2 separate regions of the Homo sapiens genome follow, and region 2 is linked to region 1. Evidence: chromatin loops called from intact Hi-C (ENCODE). Cell type or tissue: Calu3. All regions are shown on one strand. Each heading gives the region's core, and the rest is flanking DNA. Links, peaks and the distances in the headings are about the cores only.

Evidence for each region. Hi-C counts contacts between places; a loop is a spot of excess contacts. Peaks named below come from ENCODE experiments on the same cell type or tissue, not always from the same donor. Only the 100,000 strongest peaks of a DNase experiment are listed, where the experiment ranks them.
Region 2: it touches region 1 in a loop (15-fold over the local background); 39 of 110 quality-filtered maps call a loop at or near these places.

Annotation. Positions count from the first base shown.
Region 1 is chr6:134,936,270-134,944,730 of GRCh38, reverse strand. It overlaps ALDH8A1 (aldehyde dehydrogenase 8 family member A1), which reads left to right. Exons shown (of 7, transcript NM_022568.4): 2 at 765-912; 3 at 2,167-2,322; 4 at 5,316-5,465. Among named protein-coding and RNA genes, the nearest start is that of ALDH8A1, 9.6 kb to the left of the region's middle. In Calu3, for the core only: CTCF peaks have their summits at 3,466 and 3,666 (motif pointing right); no DNase peak of the experiment used is centred there.
Region 2 is chr6:134,119,464-134,127,924 of GRCh38, reverse strand. It overlaps LOC124901404 (a long non-coding RNA gene), which reads right to left. Exons shown (of 3, transcript XR_007059774.1): 3 at 6,492-8,174. Among named protein-coding and RNA genes, the nearest start is that of SLC2A12, 71 kb to the right of the region's middle. In Calu3, for the core only: a CTCF peak has its summit at 4,132 (motif pointing left); a DNase peak (open chromatin) is centred at 4,144.

The DNA of each region.
Region 1 (8,461 bases), core at 154-8,153:
AAACCTTTGTGTAGAGACAGGGTCTCACTATGTTGACCAGGCTGGTCTCAAACTCCTGGGCTCAAGCGATCCTCCCAACCCAGCCTCCCTAAGTGCTAAGATTACAGGCATGAGCCACCACTCCTGGCCCACAATATTTTTAAAAATTCTAGTTTCTGAAGTGATTGAAAATGTACATATGTTAAAATTCAAATAGCTTCTTTCTAATGATCTGATTACTACATTCAGGATGCATTGGTTGAAATGGAGCGCGTTTCTTTGTTTCTATGGTACCCCTCCTTTGCTGGTCATGTAAACACCTGTGTCATCTACTTTGTGGGTGGCTCAGCACTGGGACATGTTGAATATTCAAAATTAGGGTGGGCCAGGTGCAGTGGCTCACACCTGTAATCCCAGCACTTTGGGAGGCCGAGGCGAGTGGTTCACTTGTATTCAGGAACTCAAGACCGGCCTGGTCAGCATGGTGAAACCCCCTTTCTACTAAAAAATACAAAAATTAGCTGGGCATGGTGGCACATGCCTGTAATCCCAGCTGCTCAGGAGGCTGAGGTGGGAGAATCACTTGAACCCCGGAGGCAGAGGTTGCAGTGAGCCAAAATTGCGCCACTGCCCTCCAGGCTGGGCTACAGAGTGAGAATCCATCTAAAAAACAAAACAAAACAAAACAAAAATGAGGTGTGTGGAGACCTGAGGATTCTGGTTTTGTCCATCCCCCAAGGACTAACAGCTTTAAGGTGACCCTTTCTCCCATTTGCTCCTCAAAGATCGAAGCCGCGGTCAAGGCCGCCAGAGAAGCCTTTCCCAGCTGGTCATCCCGCAGCCCCCAGGAGCGCTCACGGGTCCTGAACCAGGTGGCGGATTTGCTGGAGCAGTCCCTGGAGGAGTTTGCCCAGGCCGAGTCTAAAGACCAAGGTGAGAGTTGCCTCTTAACTGTAACATGGGACTCAGGGCATCTCTGATTATTCATGTTATCCCTCTTGGGGCCATCAGGCCAGCCCATGTGCCTGCTCCTCTGGCAATAGTAGAAGTGGAGAGCAAACCCTCCCCTGCTCCAGGCCTGGGAAGGCCAGGACTTGTGGCTGGCCCAGCCCTGTCTCATTCAGATGGCCAGAGAAAGTCACATGGCTGGATCCAAAAGCTGAGGGGCAAAGAAATATACTCTGTTCATTGGATGAAAGGAAGTGCAAATATATACAGCAAAGGGCATGGATATAGGGAGAGATGAAGAACTAGGGCTGATCATGCAGTCTCCTACTCATTCTAAGCAGAGAATTTCAAAGCAAAGATAATTTGAAAAGCAGTTATGCAGTCAGATTATTTAGGATGTTTTCTGATATGTCAGTCACCATTCCACTCCCGACACATCTCATTTTTTTTTCCCACTCTTTCCCAGAGGTCAGAGTAATGGAGTAAATATTTGTAAATTTTTGCAAGAATATCTGTTAAGATAAGCCAAGAGTTTTAAAAATTACATGTGTGCCATAAACCAATCAAAAATCAGAAAGCAGCCTGAGTCCAAGCCCTTAAAAAGAAAATAGTTCTCTGCTGGTGTTCCTGGCCAGGCTCCCTGCATCGCTAAAGAGAACTCAGTAGCAGTCTAGGTAAGCTTCTGTTTCTCTTTCTGTTCCATCCAGGAGCTAGGACGTGCAGGGCATGTGATGGGCAAGCAGGTGCCACACAGCATCCCGTGCCAGGGCATTCCCAGCCGCTCTTCTGATGACTCTACCATGTGTGGGGAGGTCATGAAATACACATTACATGTGTATAAAAGTGTTTCGTTTTGTGCTGTGCAATTACAACTGTCCTAACACCCGTATTTCAATGCCTTTGTCGCAGGTACAAAGCCTGGTGATTTTGAATTGCAAGAGTTTGTGTGGGTGAAGTGGTAGCATCTGGCAAACTGGTGATGAGAATGATGTGTTCAGTTCACAGAACAAAGATTATTGACTCAATTTTAACCCCCCACCTCAGTTTCCAACCTTATACCTAAATATTGTATGGTTTTATCAAACCATGATCAAGTCTTTGTGAGGTCAAGGAATGCCTGCCCCGGGCTAGAAGGAATCCAGGCTGTTTCAGTGTGAGTTGGGACGCGTGGGCAGTGGAAGCTGATGGATAGAGTGTCCCCATTAGCTGATAGTGCTTTATGTTGTTTGCTTCTTACAGGGAAAACCTTAGCACTGGCAAGAACCATGGACATTCCCCGGTCTGTGCAGAACTTCAGGTTCTTCGCTTCCTCCAGCCTGCACCACACGTCAGAGTGCACGCAGATGGACCACCTGGGCTGCATGCACTACACGGTGCGGGCCCCGGTGGGAGTCGGTGAGTGCTGTTCAGTGAGAGCCCACCTCCCGGTTATGCTTGCAGATGCTCACAACATTCTATGGCATTGTCCTCAAGGAACAGGTTAAAGAAAAGGAAGAGCTGATATTTTTCTTTTCTAAAATCCATTGGCCTCAAAGATCTATTTCTAGTTTATTTTCTTTGTGTCAAATTCCCTGCTTTTCTTTTTAGACAGCGTCTTGCTCTGTCGCCCAGGCTGGAGTGCAGTGGCATGATCTCGGCTCACTGCAACCTCTGCTTCCCGGATTCTAGTGATTCTCTAGTCTCAGCCTCCTGAGTACCTGGGACCACAGGTGCGAGCTACCACACCGGCTAATTTTTGTGTTTTTAGTAGAAACAGGGTTTCACCCATGTTGGCCAGGCTGATCTCAAACTCCTGACCTCAAGTTATCCTCCCGCCTCGGCCTCCCCAAGTGCTGGGATTACAGGCGTGAGCCACCACGCCAGGCCTCATGTTCATGACTTATCTGGAAAATCATAGGGAAAAGAATGATGCTAAGAGTAAATATGTAAATTCACATGCCAGGATTTTTTTTTCTACTTATATTTAAAAAAGGAAAAATCAGGCTGGGCGCAGTGGCTCACGCCTGTAATCCCAGCACTTTGAGAGGCTGAGGCAGAAGGATCATCTGAGGTCAGGAATTCGATCAGCCTGGCCACCATGGTGAAACCCCGTCTCTACTAAAAATACAAAAATTCACCGGGCGCGGTGGCTCATGCCTGTAATACCAGCACTTTGGGAGGCCAAGATTGGCGGATCGCCTGAGGTCAGGAGTTCGAGACCAGCCTGGCCAACATGGCGAAACCCCATCTCTACTAAAAATACAAAAAGTTAGCTGGATGTGGTGGCGGGCACTTGTAATCCCAGCTACTTGGGAGGCTGAGGCAGGGAGAATTGCTTGAACCCAGGAGGCCGAGGTTGCAGTGAGCTGAGATTGTGCCATTGCACTCCAGCCTGGGCGACAAGAGTGAGACTCGGTCTCAAAAAAACAAAACAAAACAAAACAAAAAAACCCAGCCGGGCGTGGTGGCATGCATCTGTAGTCCCAGCTACTTGGGAGGCTGAGGCAGGAGAATCACTTGAACCTGGGAGTCGGAGGTTGCAGTGAGCTGAGATGGTGCCACTGCACTCCAGCCTGGGTGATAGATCGAGACTCTGTCTCAAAAGAAAAAAAAAAGAAAGAACTATTTATGTACATTAAATAAATTAATAAGTGTAGGGCATGTAGTATGGTGCCAGGTGTGTGATAAATAAGCCTCTACTGAGAATTATCTTACTTCATGCATTCCTTTGCCTCTTGACCTTTGGAAGAACGTATAAATAAATGTCTGTGATGACTAAAACCTTCCACCAGATGTCACTGTTTCCTCGGAGAAAAAAATCATCTTTTTAGCTTATTACATTTTATGAATATAAGCTAAAAGGAAAACAATTGGGACATCTCATTGCTTTGGTTACTTGAAACCTTCAGAAATTATGTTTTCAAGGCATTGTGGAAAGCTCTACCTCCTCCTAGGAAGTGTGCTAATATATTTTGCTGCAAAAATATTTTTATCCCCTAAAGAATGGATTTTTCAGTGGGAAATTTAATAATATAAAAGATGCATTTACTTTCATAGCACAGGCTTGAGGGAAGAGTATAAAATAAGGTGAATCAATTTCCTTTCAGAAGGTAGATTTTTATATTTGTTTGTTTTGTGATTGGAAACCTGGATAGGTTCAGAATATTGCATGGAGACACATTCTAGCTGCTGGTTACGTTACTCATCCAGCAAATCTATCTGGTCAGGATACAAGTGACAATCTAGAGAGAATTTTTATTTAAAAATATTCTAAATAGCCAAAATGGATGTCACAGTCCATGCACCAAAGGTTATTGGCTTTACTGATAGGAGGGCCCTCACATGGAACACTCAGAACTCATTGGCCCCTATTTTATGAATAATTATATAAAGCTTGAGATTTTATGTCTCAACCCATGACAGATTTGAAGTAAAGGTAAAGAAACATGTTAGAAGAAATAACAGCCAGACCGTTAAAATAATGGGGAAGGAGACATTTTTGAAAAAGTAAAGCTCAGTCTATAAATCTCAAAATGCGTCACATTCTGGAACTGTTTAGTGACAGGTGACAACTGTTTTTTTATTTTTTATTTTTTTTTGAAGTTCCAGGGTACACGTGCAGGACGTGCAGGTTTGTTACATAGGTAAACGTGTGCCATGGTGGTTTGCTGCACCTATCAACCCATCACCTAGCTATTAAGCCCAGCATGCATTTGCTCTTTATCCTAATGCTCTTCCCCCCGACTCTCCCCTGACAGGGCCTGCTGTGTGTTGTTCCTTTCCCTGTGTCCATGTGTTCTCATTGTTCAGCTCCCACTTATAAGTGAGAACATGCAGGTGTTTGGTTTTCTGTTTCTGTGTTACTTTGCTAAGGATAATGGCTTCCACCTTCATCCATGTGCCTGCAAAGGACATGATCTCGTTCCTTTTTATGGCTGCATTGTATTCCATTGTGTATATGTACCACATATTCTTATCCAATCCATTATTGATGAGCATTTGAGTTGATTCCATGTCTTTGCTATTGCTATTGTGAATAGCAAAGTGCTGCAATGAACATACGCGTGCATGTATCTTTATAATAGAATGATTTATATTTCTTTGGGTATATGATAGGTGACAACTCTTTAGCTCTGGAGTTTATATTGCTGTTGTTCATAATCATGAACTGCCAAGAAATGGGGAAATCATATTGACTTTACTCTGTTTTAAAAGATACAGTTGCTTGGAATATATTTTAGAATTATTTCCCTGAAAGTGGCTACAAATAAGCAAAGCTTGGGAAGAAGTTAGAAGAGTAAGCTAAGTTTTCTGCAGCATGAAGGAGTTTTGCGTTAATAACCCCACTTGGCCAGTCCACCTCAGAGGGGTATGCCGTCACAGGCAGTGCTTCTGCTCTCATCCCTTAGCTGGTCTGATCAGCCCCTGGAATTTGCCACTCTACTTGCTGACCTGGAAGATAGCTCCAGCGATGGCTGCAGGGAACACTGTGATAGCCAAGCCCAGTGAGCTGACTTCAGTGACTGCGTGGATGTTGTGCAAACTCCTGGATAAAGCAGGTAATTAGGTGTTGGGGTTGGGGGGCAGGCACAGAGTTGGAGCAAACCTATAGTTTATAGAAATCTTCCACTCAGCAGCACAATCGATTCCAGTGACATCATGGGCTTTGTCTTTCTGATCCTTGTCTGGGAAATCCCCTCCACCCACAGGGTTCCCTCACCCTGCTTCCTGTCTTCAACACCAGAACGGTGCTACTGCAGGCAAGTTCCACTCCCCAGGGTGGGCGACTGGCAGCACAATAGTGACGCAGACTTAAACAGCCCCATCAAATCAAAGACACCTGCCTGCTCCAGAGAGTCAATTAAAATCTTAAGTTGGGGCCAGGTGTGGTGGTTCACGCCTGTAATCCCAGCACTTTGGGAGGCTGAGGTGGGTGGATCACGAGGTCAGGAGATCGAGACCATCCTGGCTAATACGATGAAACCCCGTCTCTACTAAAAATACAAAAAATTAGCTGGGCGTGGTGGCGGGCGCCTGTAGTCCCAGCTACTTGGGAGACTGAGGCAGGAGAATGGCATGAACCCAGGAGGCGGAGCTTGCAGTGAGCCGAGATTGCACCACTGCACTCCAGCCTGGGCGACAGAGTGAGACTCCGTCTCAAAAAAATAAATTAAAAAATAAAATAATAATAATAATAATAAAATAAAATCTTGAATCACAAGTTAATCCTGATGACAATAAGAATATTGCTAGGTACACCTACAGTTTGCTTGGCTATAGAATACCTAGTAGAAGTAGCCCGATTTCAAGAGATCTAAATATACATCCTTCAGTTTTTCCTGCCTTTGGGACTGCTACTGGAAAGCTAATACAATATGGCCTCTTCCTAGCATATCAAGGTTCACACGTTTGCTCCTTGTTCTTTTTCTGCTAATAGTTTATTGGCCGCATTCAGGATGCGCTCCTGGTTTTGTTCTGGGCTGTAGCTCCGCACAGGCACAGGCTGGCACTGTTTGAAGGCAGCAGGCAGGAGACCCCAGCAGCCCTCCTGTGAGAAGTCCCCTTAATGTGAGGTCTTTTTGCTATGTCACCCCACGGCCAGGGCAGGAGTGCTGGGTGGGGGAGACAGACTCACTGTCTTTCTAGTTGGTCTCCTTGCTGCCTTTCAGCCCATAGAGAGGCACTGCTGGGCTCTCCTGTATCCACAGAATGCCCGGTGGGTAAGAGTCCGTCCCTCTCTCCCGCTTCGGAACACCTTTCTTAGAAGCACAGACATACACATTAACTTCCAGTAAACCCTAGCCAGTTCTTTACTCCACGAGGAAGATGAAGGCTCAAAACTGAGGCTGTTTAGGGAACGGCACTGGGCCTTACGATCCCAGGGTCCTCCAGAGGAATGAGGCCTCCCAGCCTAGGACTCTGATTTGTCATCTATGGAGCTCCCAGGCTTCGAGGTGGAGGGGGTGGGGCGGGGTATATCATTTAAATGTGCCGACCCTTCCCATGTTCCTCCCCTACAAAAGACCTCACAGTCTAATCCCATTCTTTGTAAAATGAGGTCTGTGGTGTCTGCAAAGGCGCGACATACTTCTTCCCTGCCTGGTGACTGCAGGTTCCCCAGAGTGGACTAGGCCTGGGGCTTGCCCTCTACTGGGATTTGGAGGCAGGGGTGGCGTGCAGAGCCGTGTTCCCTTAACCACTCTCTCCTGAGACCAAGAACGTCTGGATAGATGATGAGTTATCTTTCCCAGCCAGTCTGCCCTGAACCTGGCCTGCATGACAGTTTCTGTTTCCATCTCTGCACAGCATTGATTTTATTTCTTGGGAACTAGTAAGCCCATTAAACTAAGACAGCCCTTCTCCTCTTTCCTCCATGGGCTGAAACTTCCTCCCCTGACAAATATAGAGGGGGTCATGTTCACCTTGCTCCTCTCTTGAGCCCTCAGTTTCTCCACTGGGATTGGAAGGAATGCGAACCACATCTGTGTCATCTGCTTTAGAGCAACGTAAGAGAAGCTTTTAGTAGGGGAGGGAAAAGCGAAAATAACTAATTCGTTCTGGATGTTTAAAGAGTTAGCTCCTCTAGTCCTGGGCATTTAAACAGACTTGACAGATAAACTTCCTTTAAAATAAACTCATTTTTAAGATGACACAGTGAATACTTCTGTGGGATTCCTGGAATAGTCATTTCTTCTTGGAAATTTGCCCTCATTCCTGGAGTGCCCACTGACTGCGTTTTCCTGGCCCTTCCCATTAGGTGTGTGTGTGGAGCAGGAGATGTGTGTGTGTAGGTGGGTGTGTGTGTGTGCTCTATTTAAGCCTAAAATTTTTCTTGTTGCCACCCTGCCAAGCCCCTACATTTGAGGGGTTTCCTTCTAGTCTGTTCTCGTCTGTTCCTAACTTGTCTGTTAGCCACCTCCCCTGAGTTTTGCTAAATTGCTATTTGTCAGTTAAACTGCTTTCCTTCTCTTATCACCAGAATCTCTTCAAGGTTAGAGGGCAGACATCTCAAGAAAAATTCCATTAATTTCTGGATAAAATGTCAAAATGGTACTGAGAAATAATGGCCAGCTGACATTAGCATCCAAGCCCAAGGGAATGTAGTCAAAATGATAATACTGTCGTGGGGAAAGCAATCCGCTGCCGCAGTGAGCGCATTTTACTGTGGGGATAAATATGCAGTGCTTCCGCATTCTCTCTCACCCTCAGTTAAAATGCTACTCTGAACATTAGCAGTGATTCCATTCATTTTTTGCCTTCAGGATTGATAAAGCCTAACAGTCCACCCCCTCCTGCCCCACACCCCATCCACCCACATGCATGCCCCATCACTGGTGGAGATGTGGGGCCCTACCCAGGAAACTGTGGGAGACTTGTCCTTGTTTCGTCGCATCACCTACTGAGGGGGATCCTCTCCTTCCACACTTTCCTTTGCCCCAACCCAAAGCTGGGGTGCTCTCACATGGTGCCAGCCACTCCTCTGACAGTGACCTACAATCCAGGACTGACCTAAGCTAGATTTCAACAAATGTGCATGTTGGGTAAAGAGATGCAA
Region 2 (8,461 bases), core at 342-8,341, 820 kb after region 1:
CCTGCACTACCACACCCAGCTAATTTTTGTATTTTTAGTAGAGATGGGGTTTCACCATGTTGGTCAGGCTGGTCTTGAACTCCTGACCTCAGGTGATCCACTCACTTCGGCCTCCCAAAATGCTGGGATTACAGGCATGAGCCACCACGCCTGGCCAGCTGTGAATTTTTAATAGATTTATGTGTCTGCTTTAAATTAAAATAAGAATAATCAATTAATTTTAAAGTTTTAATTGTATTAAATGATCTCACCAGCAATTACTTTAAACTATTAGCTTATTTCGAACCTTTCCAATGCACTTTTACTGGGGCATGCAGATGTTTTGGAATGTAAGAAGGCTCATACGAAGCATTTGAAAAAAGCTGTCAATTATATTTATTGTAAAGTAGTACTGCTTTAAGTCTCTTGAAGGAATCTCAAGAAGATTCTTATTCACATTGAAATAATAAATATACATTCTACAGCTTACTCAAACTCCCCCTATCTTAAAGACTGAAAAACTAAGGAAATATGTAGAATTTGCAAAATAACTGTCTTCCATTTATAGTGATCACAGATAATATAATAATATCTTAGCAAATTTTATGACAACATATAAATGAGTTTTAAAAACCTTGACAGTCAATAAGATGAAGGTCATTTATAAATATGGAAGGTAGACCCTCTATAATTTGATGAAGAGGTTCTAAAAATCTCTCTTCTCTTACGTATATTTCACATTGACTTTCCTAAAATGGTCACCATTCATCTTTTCTTTAAAACAATGTACCAAGGTCTGGCACAGTGGCTCACACCTATAATGCCAGTATTTTAGGAGGCCGAGGTAGGAAGATCACTTTACTTAAAGCCAGAAATTCAATCAAGACTAGGCTGGGCAACACAGGGAGATCCTGTCTCGACAAAATAAATACATAAATTAAAAAAATAATGTATTAAAGATTCCTGGTAAAAGTAAACAATTTATCTGTGAGATATAATATGCAACACTATTATCATAATTTATAGGGAATTAATTTATCATATTAGGTAATCACCTGAAGAACTGGCTCAAAGAATGGGTAAACTTTGATGAGGTTTAGAAGATTGGAGAGTTTAGAAAGTCATAGTGAAGAATCTGGGATAAGCAGATGTCAACAAGAGAATCCTTAGCAACGCAGAGGGAGTAGAGGGGAAGCAAGGGAAGACAGATGGAGGAGCCGTGCTGTACCCACATTTGACCCGATCTAGTTTCAAGAATGCAGTCAGTCTCTTTAGAAACTAAATGAAAACCCACATTCAGTACTTTCTTTTTAATTATTTATTTTTAAGTATATAAGCACTAAATGAATATATTTTCATTATAAAAAGTCAAGCAGTTCAGATGAATTTAAAATTATTCTTAATGATGATCCCTAATCCTAATCTCTCATCAGAGATGGTTACTACTAGCTTGGCATTTATCATTTAGGGTGCATCACATTTATGTTTATATTTCTATCATCTGTAGTATATTATGTTTATCTATAGTTATATGTATATGTAGTTTTTGTTTGTTTTGTTTTGAGACAGTTGCACTCTGTCACCCAGGCTGGAGTGCAGTGGCAGGATCTCGGCTCCTCCCGGGTTCAAGCAATTCTCCTGCCTCAGTCTCCCTGGTAGCTGATATTACAGGCACCTGCCACCATGCCCAGCTGATTTTTTTTTTTATTTTGTATTTTTAGTAGAGGCAGGGTTTCACCATGTTGGCCAGACTGGTCTCGAACTCCTGACCTCAGGTGGATCACCTTAGCCTTCCAAAGTGCTGGAATTACAGGCATGAGCCACCGTGCCAGGCCAAGTACTACATTTTAAAATTGCACTCTATAATGTTATGAAATTTTTACTACCACCAATAGTGTATGAGAAAGTCCCTTTACAAGTATACTTTCTAACAATTAATATTATCAAATTTTGAATTTTTTTTAATATTATGGGTGACACAGGCATGGTATTTTATTTCATTTCATAGAACTTTTCATAAAAATTTATGTTTGGTATCACTCTGATAAGCGGCAAGGTTGAGCATCTTTTATATGTTTGTTCAGCATTTATACCACCTCTTCTGTGAATTGTCTATTCTTATTCTCGTTTTTCTCTTATTTATGGATTATGAGTTCTTTGCTGATTTTGATATTAATCCATTGCCATGCATGGTCGTTCACACCTGTAATCTCAGCACTTTGGGAGGCCAAGGTGGGAGTCCAGGAGTTCGAGACAAGCCTAAGCAACATAACAAGACCCTATGTCTACAAAAATTAGCCAGATATGGTGGCACACACCTGTTGTCCCAGCTACTCCAGAGGCTGAGGTTAGGAGGATCACTTGAGCCTTGGAGTTCAAGGCTGCAGTAAATCATAATTGCACCGCTGCACTGCAGCCTGGGTGACAGAGGGAGACCCTGTCTCTAAATAAATAAATAAATAACATTGATTGTTATATATGTTACAAATATTTCCTCCCAGTCTTCTAGTTGTCTTTTAAACTTATTTGCAATGATGTTATGTAAAAGTTCAGAAATTTGATAAAATGGCATTTATTCACCATTTTTTAAGGCGTTAGCATTTTTATAATGTTTTAGAAGGTCTACTCTTAAGTATATTCTCCTTTTTGTTTTCTTTTAATAGGTTTGTTAAGTCTTTTGATTCGTTTGGAATTTTTGTAAATGCTGTGAAATATAGATCTATTTTTTTCAACACGGATTGGCAAATATCTGCTTTTAGAAAATTTATTTAGTTTCCTTTTGCTTAATTTTCCTTAAAGGAGAGGAAGGACTTTTTCCTCCGAATATCAGATCAATTAATCTTGAGGAAGTGCTGAGCCTGGCCTGGCTGGATCACATGTCCACCTGGGTGGCCAGGACAGCACAATTCCATGATTGGCAGCTGCCCCAAAGCTCATAGAATCAGTGTATGGGAGAAGTCCTCAAAATAAGGAACAATACTGTTCCCAAAGTCAGATAGGAAAAAACACTGAGTGGGGCTGGGCACAATGGAACATGCCTGTAATCTCAGAACTTTAGGAGGCCAAGACAGGAGGCTCAGTTGAGGCCAGGAGTTCAAGACCAGCCTTGGCAAACATACCAAGACCCCATCTGTACAAGAAAAAAAAAAAAGTCGGTCAGATAAAAATAATAAATGTTCACCATAGCCCTAAACAATCTCTTTTATCTTCTTGATAGCTTTCTTTCTGATCTTTTTGTTTGCTTCCATATAGATGAAGATAGTAATAATTTTAATAGGTAGCACTTACAGAGCACTTCTCTGTGCTGGGTTGTGCTCGCTGTTTTGCAGGAGTTCTTTTTAAAGATATGCCTTTGATGAAAAAAACTTCATCAAGCATTTTGAATACAGTTTAGATGTGAGAGAGAAGCTTGGGTTTTAAATTTTTTAAGTTCAAACATCCATTTTTCTAGTTAAAAAGAATGTACCAATCTAATACGCATGAGAGATGCTAATCAGAAAACGTGAAGGGCACAAGCCCACTCTTTGAGATTTTCACTGAAGAAAGTGAACATGTTAAAAAAATTCACTTTATTATTAATTTGCAAAACATATTATTAGTGATAAGCAAACGTTGGCACCCAGGTTAAAAGTTTAGCAAAATGATGTTTACAAAAACTGTGTAATGAAACAGAAAAAAGCTTAATGACAACATGCTGAAATTGTTAAAATTCTGAAGTTTGAATTCTGATTCTGTCACCTTGAAGCTGTGAGACTTTTGACTAAGTTACTTCATGTTCCCCGGTTTGCTCAACAGTAAAATAGGGGTGATAACAGTTCCTACCTCACAGGGGTGCTATAGGAATCTCAAGTGAGATAATGCACATGAAGCGCTTAGCCCTGCATCCAGCACGTTGTCAGCCATTGCTATTACAACCACCTTCATCATCTGTGAGTACAGCAAGCAAAACACTGCTTGGAAAAAAAATCAGAAGGAAATGAACCCATTGGAGACTGGCCAAAGAAGTACTCCTAAAAGCATAGCAAAAGGAATTCCAGAAGTTTACAATAACACAAGGAAGAAATTTACAGTTTGAAAATATAAATATCAGTTTAATAGTTAAGCTAAGTTTTAAATGTAATGCCTTATTTATTAAAGCCTTAAATTTAAGCCTGAAAGTTAGCGACATCTGCTGGAAGAAAGGTGAATTATTCAACTCACGTACCAAGCACCTGTCCTAATTCATTCAATTCAATACTTTATTGAGCAGGAATTTGGTATCAAATGCTTTCCTAGATTCTGTGGACAAAGTGATTAATTCCCATGCTCAAGGAATTTAGTCTTTCAGCTCAGGTATAAGCCACCTGTGCTTAAGAAGAAAAAAAGTGGACATTATCACCATGGATCTTTCAATTCTGTTAAAAAAATTAGATCTGTCGGCTGGGTACAGTGGCTAACACCTGTAATCCCAGCACTTTGGGAGGCTAAGGTGGGTGGATCACGAGGTCAGGAGTTCGAGACCAGCCTGGCCAACATGGTGAAACCCCATTTCTACTAAAAATACAAATATTAGCCAGGCATGGTGGCAGGCTCCTGTAATCCCAGCTGCTCGGGAGGCTGAGGCAGGAGAATCACTTGAAACTGGAAAGTGGAGGTTGCAGTAATCTGAGATCATGCCACTGCACTCCAGCCTGGACAACAAGAGTGAAACTCCATCATAAAAAAAATTAGATCTACAACCAAGAATAAATTAAGTAGCAATACAAAGCTGGTATATGACCAAATGTTAAAATAAAAACTATCAATAGTAGAGCCATAAGAGTTTAGGGAGAGACAGGATATAGCAACTAAGGTAACACCTGGAAAGTCATTCAAAGGTGTGATTCCAGAATTTCTTTTAATGACCAGGGGGAGCTCTGAATGTTTTTGAGCAGGGAACTGATGATAGAACTAGTACAGTCATGTCTCGCTTAACCAAAGGAACATGTTTTGAGAAATGTGTCATTAGGTGATTTCATAGTTGTTTGAACATTATAGAGTGCACTTATACAGACTGATGGTATGGCCTGTTACACACCTGGATTATATGGTATAGCCTATTCCTCCTAGGCTACAAACCTGTACAGCATGTTACTATACTGAATACTGTAGGCAATTGTAACACAATGGTAAGTATCTGTGTGTCTACACATATCTAAACATAGAAAAAGTACAGCAAAAATACAGAAGAAAAGATAAAAATGATGGTACACTATATAGGGCCCTTACACGAATGGAGCTGGCAGGACTGGAAGTTGCTCTGGGTGAATCAGTGAGTGAGTGGTGAGTGAAGGTGAAAGCCTAGGAATGACATTACCATGCACTAATGTAGACATTATAAACACTGTACACTTAGGCTATACTACATTTATAAAAATATATTTTTCTTCTTTTTTTTTTTTTTTTTTTTTTTGAGACACAGTCTTGTTCTGTTGCCCACCAGGCTGGAGTGCAGTGGCCCTATATCAGCTTACTGCAAACTCCACCTCCTGGGTTCAAGCGATTCTTGTGCCTCAGGCTCCCGAGTAGCTGGGATTACAGAGGTGCACCACCACACCCGGCTAATTTTTGTATTCTTATTATTTATTTATTTATTTATTTATTTATTTTGAGATGGAGTCTTGCACTGTCATCCGGGCTGGAGTACAATGGCACAATCTCAGCTCACTGCAACCTCCGCCTCCCAGGTTCAAGCAATTCTCCTGCCTCAGCCTCCCGAGTAGCTGGGATTACAGGCGCTCGCCACCAAGCCCAGCTAATGTTTTTGTATTTTTGGTAGAGATGGGGTTTCACTATGTTGGCCAGGCTAGTCTCGAACTCCTGACCTTGTGAGCCACCCACCTTGGCCTCCCAAAGTGCTGGGATTACAGGCGTGAGTCACCGCACCTGGCCAATTTCTGTATTTTTAGTAGAAATGGGGTTTCACTGTGTTGGCCAGGCTGGTCTCAAACTCCTGACCTGAGGTGATCCGCCTGCCTTGGCCTCCCAAAGTGCTGGGATTACAGATATGAGCCACTGCACCTGGCCAGAATATATTTTTCTTTCTTCAATTATTTATTATTATTATTATTTCTTCAGTAATAAGTTAACATTAGCTTACTCATTTTTATTTCATAAAAGTTTTAGACTTTTTTGTAGGTAACGCAGCATAAAACACAAACGCATTGTATAGTAGTATAAAAATAGTTTCTTTCTTTGTATTTTTATTCTATAAGCTTTTTCTATTTTGAAATTGTTTTATTTTTATTTTTTACTCTTTAAACATTTTATTAAGCATTAAGACATGAACACACACAATAGCCTAGGCCTAGACAGGGTCAGGATCATTGATGTCACTGTCTTTCATCTCCACATCTTGTCCCACTGGAAGGTCTTCAGGAGCAATAACATGCATGGAGCTACCTTTTCTTTTCTTTTTTTTTTTTTTGAGACAGAGTCTTGCTCTGCTGCCCAGGCCGGACTACAATGGCATGATCTTGGCTCACTGCAACCTCCACCTCCCGGGTTCAAGCAATTCTCCTGCCTCAGCCTCCCAAGTAGCTGGGATTACAGGCGTGTGTCATCACACCCAGCTAAATTTTTATATTTTTAATAGAGGCAGGGTTTCACCATGTTGGCCAGGCTGGTCTCAAACTCCTGACCTCAGGTGATCCACCCACCTCGGCCTCCCAAACTGCTGGGATTACAGGCGTGAGCCACTGCGCCTGGCCTGGAGCTGCCATTTCTTATACCAGTGCCTTCTTCTATAATACCTCCTAAAGGACTTGCCTGAAGCTGTTTTATAGTTAACTTTTTTTAAAGTAAGAGTACATTCTAAAATAACAATAAAAAGTATAGTATAATGAATACATAAACCAGTAACATAGTCATTTGTTATCCTTATCAATCATTATGTACTGAATGTACATAATTGTTGGTACTATATTCTATATGACTGACAGCTCAGTAGGTGTGGTTTTTTTGTTTGTTTGTTTGTTTGTTTTTTTGAGATGGAGTCTCACTCTGCCGCCCGGGCTGGAGTGCAGTGGCACGATCTCCACCCACTGCCAGCTCCGCCTCCCGGGTTCAAGCCATTCTCCTGCCTCAGCCTCCCGGGTAGCTGGGACCACAGGCGCCTGCCACCACGCCTGGCTAATTTTTTGTATTTTTAGTGGAGACGGGGTTTCACTGTGTTAGCCAGGATGGTCTCGATCTGCCCGCCTTGGCCTCCCAAAGTGCTGGGATTACAGGCGTGAGCCACCGCGCCGGGCCTCAGTAGGCGTGTTTATACCAGCATAACCACAAACATGTGAGTAATGTGTTGTGCTACAATGTCACTAGGTAATAGGAATTGTTCAGCTCCATTATAATCTTAGGGAACCACTGTTGCATATGAGGTCCGTCATTGACCAAAACAATGCAATATGGCACATGACGCTGTTCTAGGACAATTAGCCTTCTGGCAATCTATAGGATGGATTAGTTTGGGGATAGACTGGAGAAGAGAGACTAATTGGGATGCTGTAATTATGAACAGCTGTGATGATAAGGACCTGGACATAACTGACTCCAAAGTAGTCAGGATCAAAAGTCAACTTGGCAAAAGATATTCTATCAGACTTCTACTTTGTGACATCCACACGAAGATAACAATACATGTTTCTGTAAAATGGACAAATGAGTATGTGTGCCCACAACCAACATTTGCTCCTGCTCTCTGGCAATCTCAGTCATTTCTTTGTGTTTAACTTAGGATGTTATGAAATCACACTTTTAAATATTTCATTTCCACCTGTTGAAAAATTGTCCTTCTAAATATGAAATGAGTTGAAGATATCACAAATATTTGACAAATAACAAGCACTTGTATCTAGTTCCAATCTCACATGGAAGAGAGGTTCAGAACAGAATTTTGATCCCTGTTATAGATTGAATATTTTTTCCCCTCAAAATTCACATGTTGAAATCTAATCTCCAGTGTGATGGTACTTGGAGGTGGGACTTTGGGAGGTAATTAGGTCACAAGGGTGGAGCCCTCATGAAGGGGATTAGTGACCTTATAAGGAAAGGCCAATGACCTACCTTTTTTCTTTCCATAATTTGATGATACAGGAAGTCAGTGTCTGCAACCAGGAAGAAGATCCTCACTAGAACCTGCATCTGCTGGCACTCTGATCTTGAACTTCCAGTCACCAGAACTGAGAAAGAAACATCTGTTGTTTATAAGTCATTCAGCTGATGGCATTTTGTTATAGTAGCTTGAGTGGCTAAGACAACACCCATGCCACAAATGCAATGGACTCATTTACTCAGTCTGCAGAAACATGAACTGAAATGCTCAAGGAATGTAGTTGTTCTAATTGGTTCAACAGTCTGCTTAAATGTGAGCCAAACCTTTCACTTTTTAAACTTATATCATTAATAATTTTCCAAAAGATACTTTTCCTAAATATAGTTTTATGTCCTTGTTATAAAGAAAAGTATA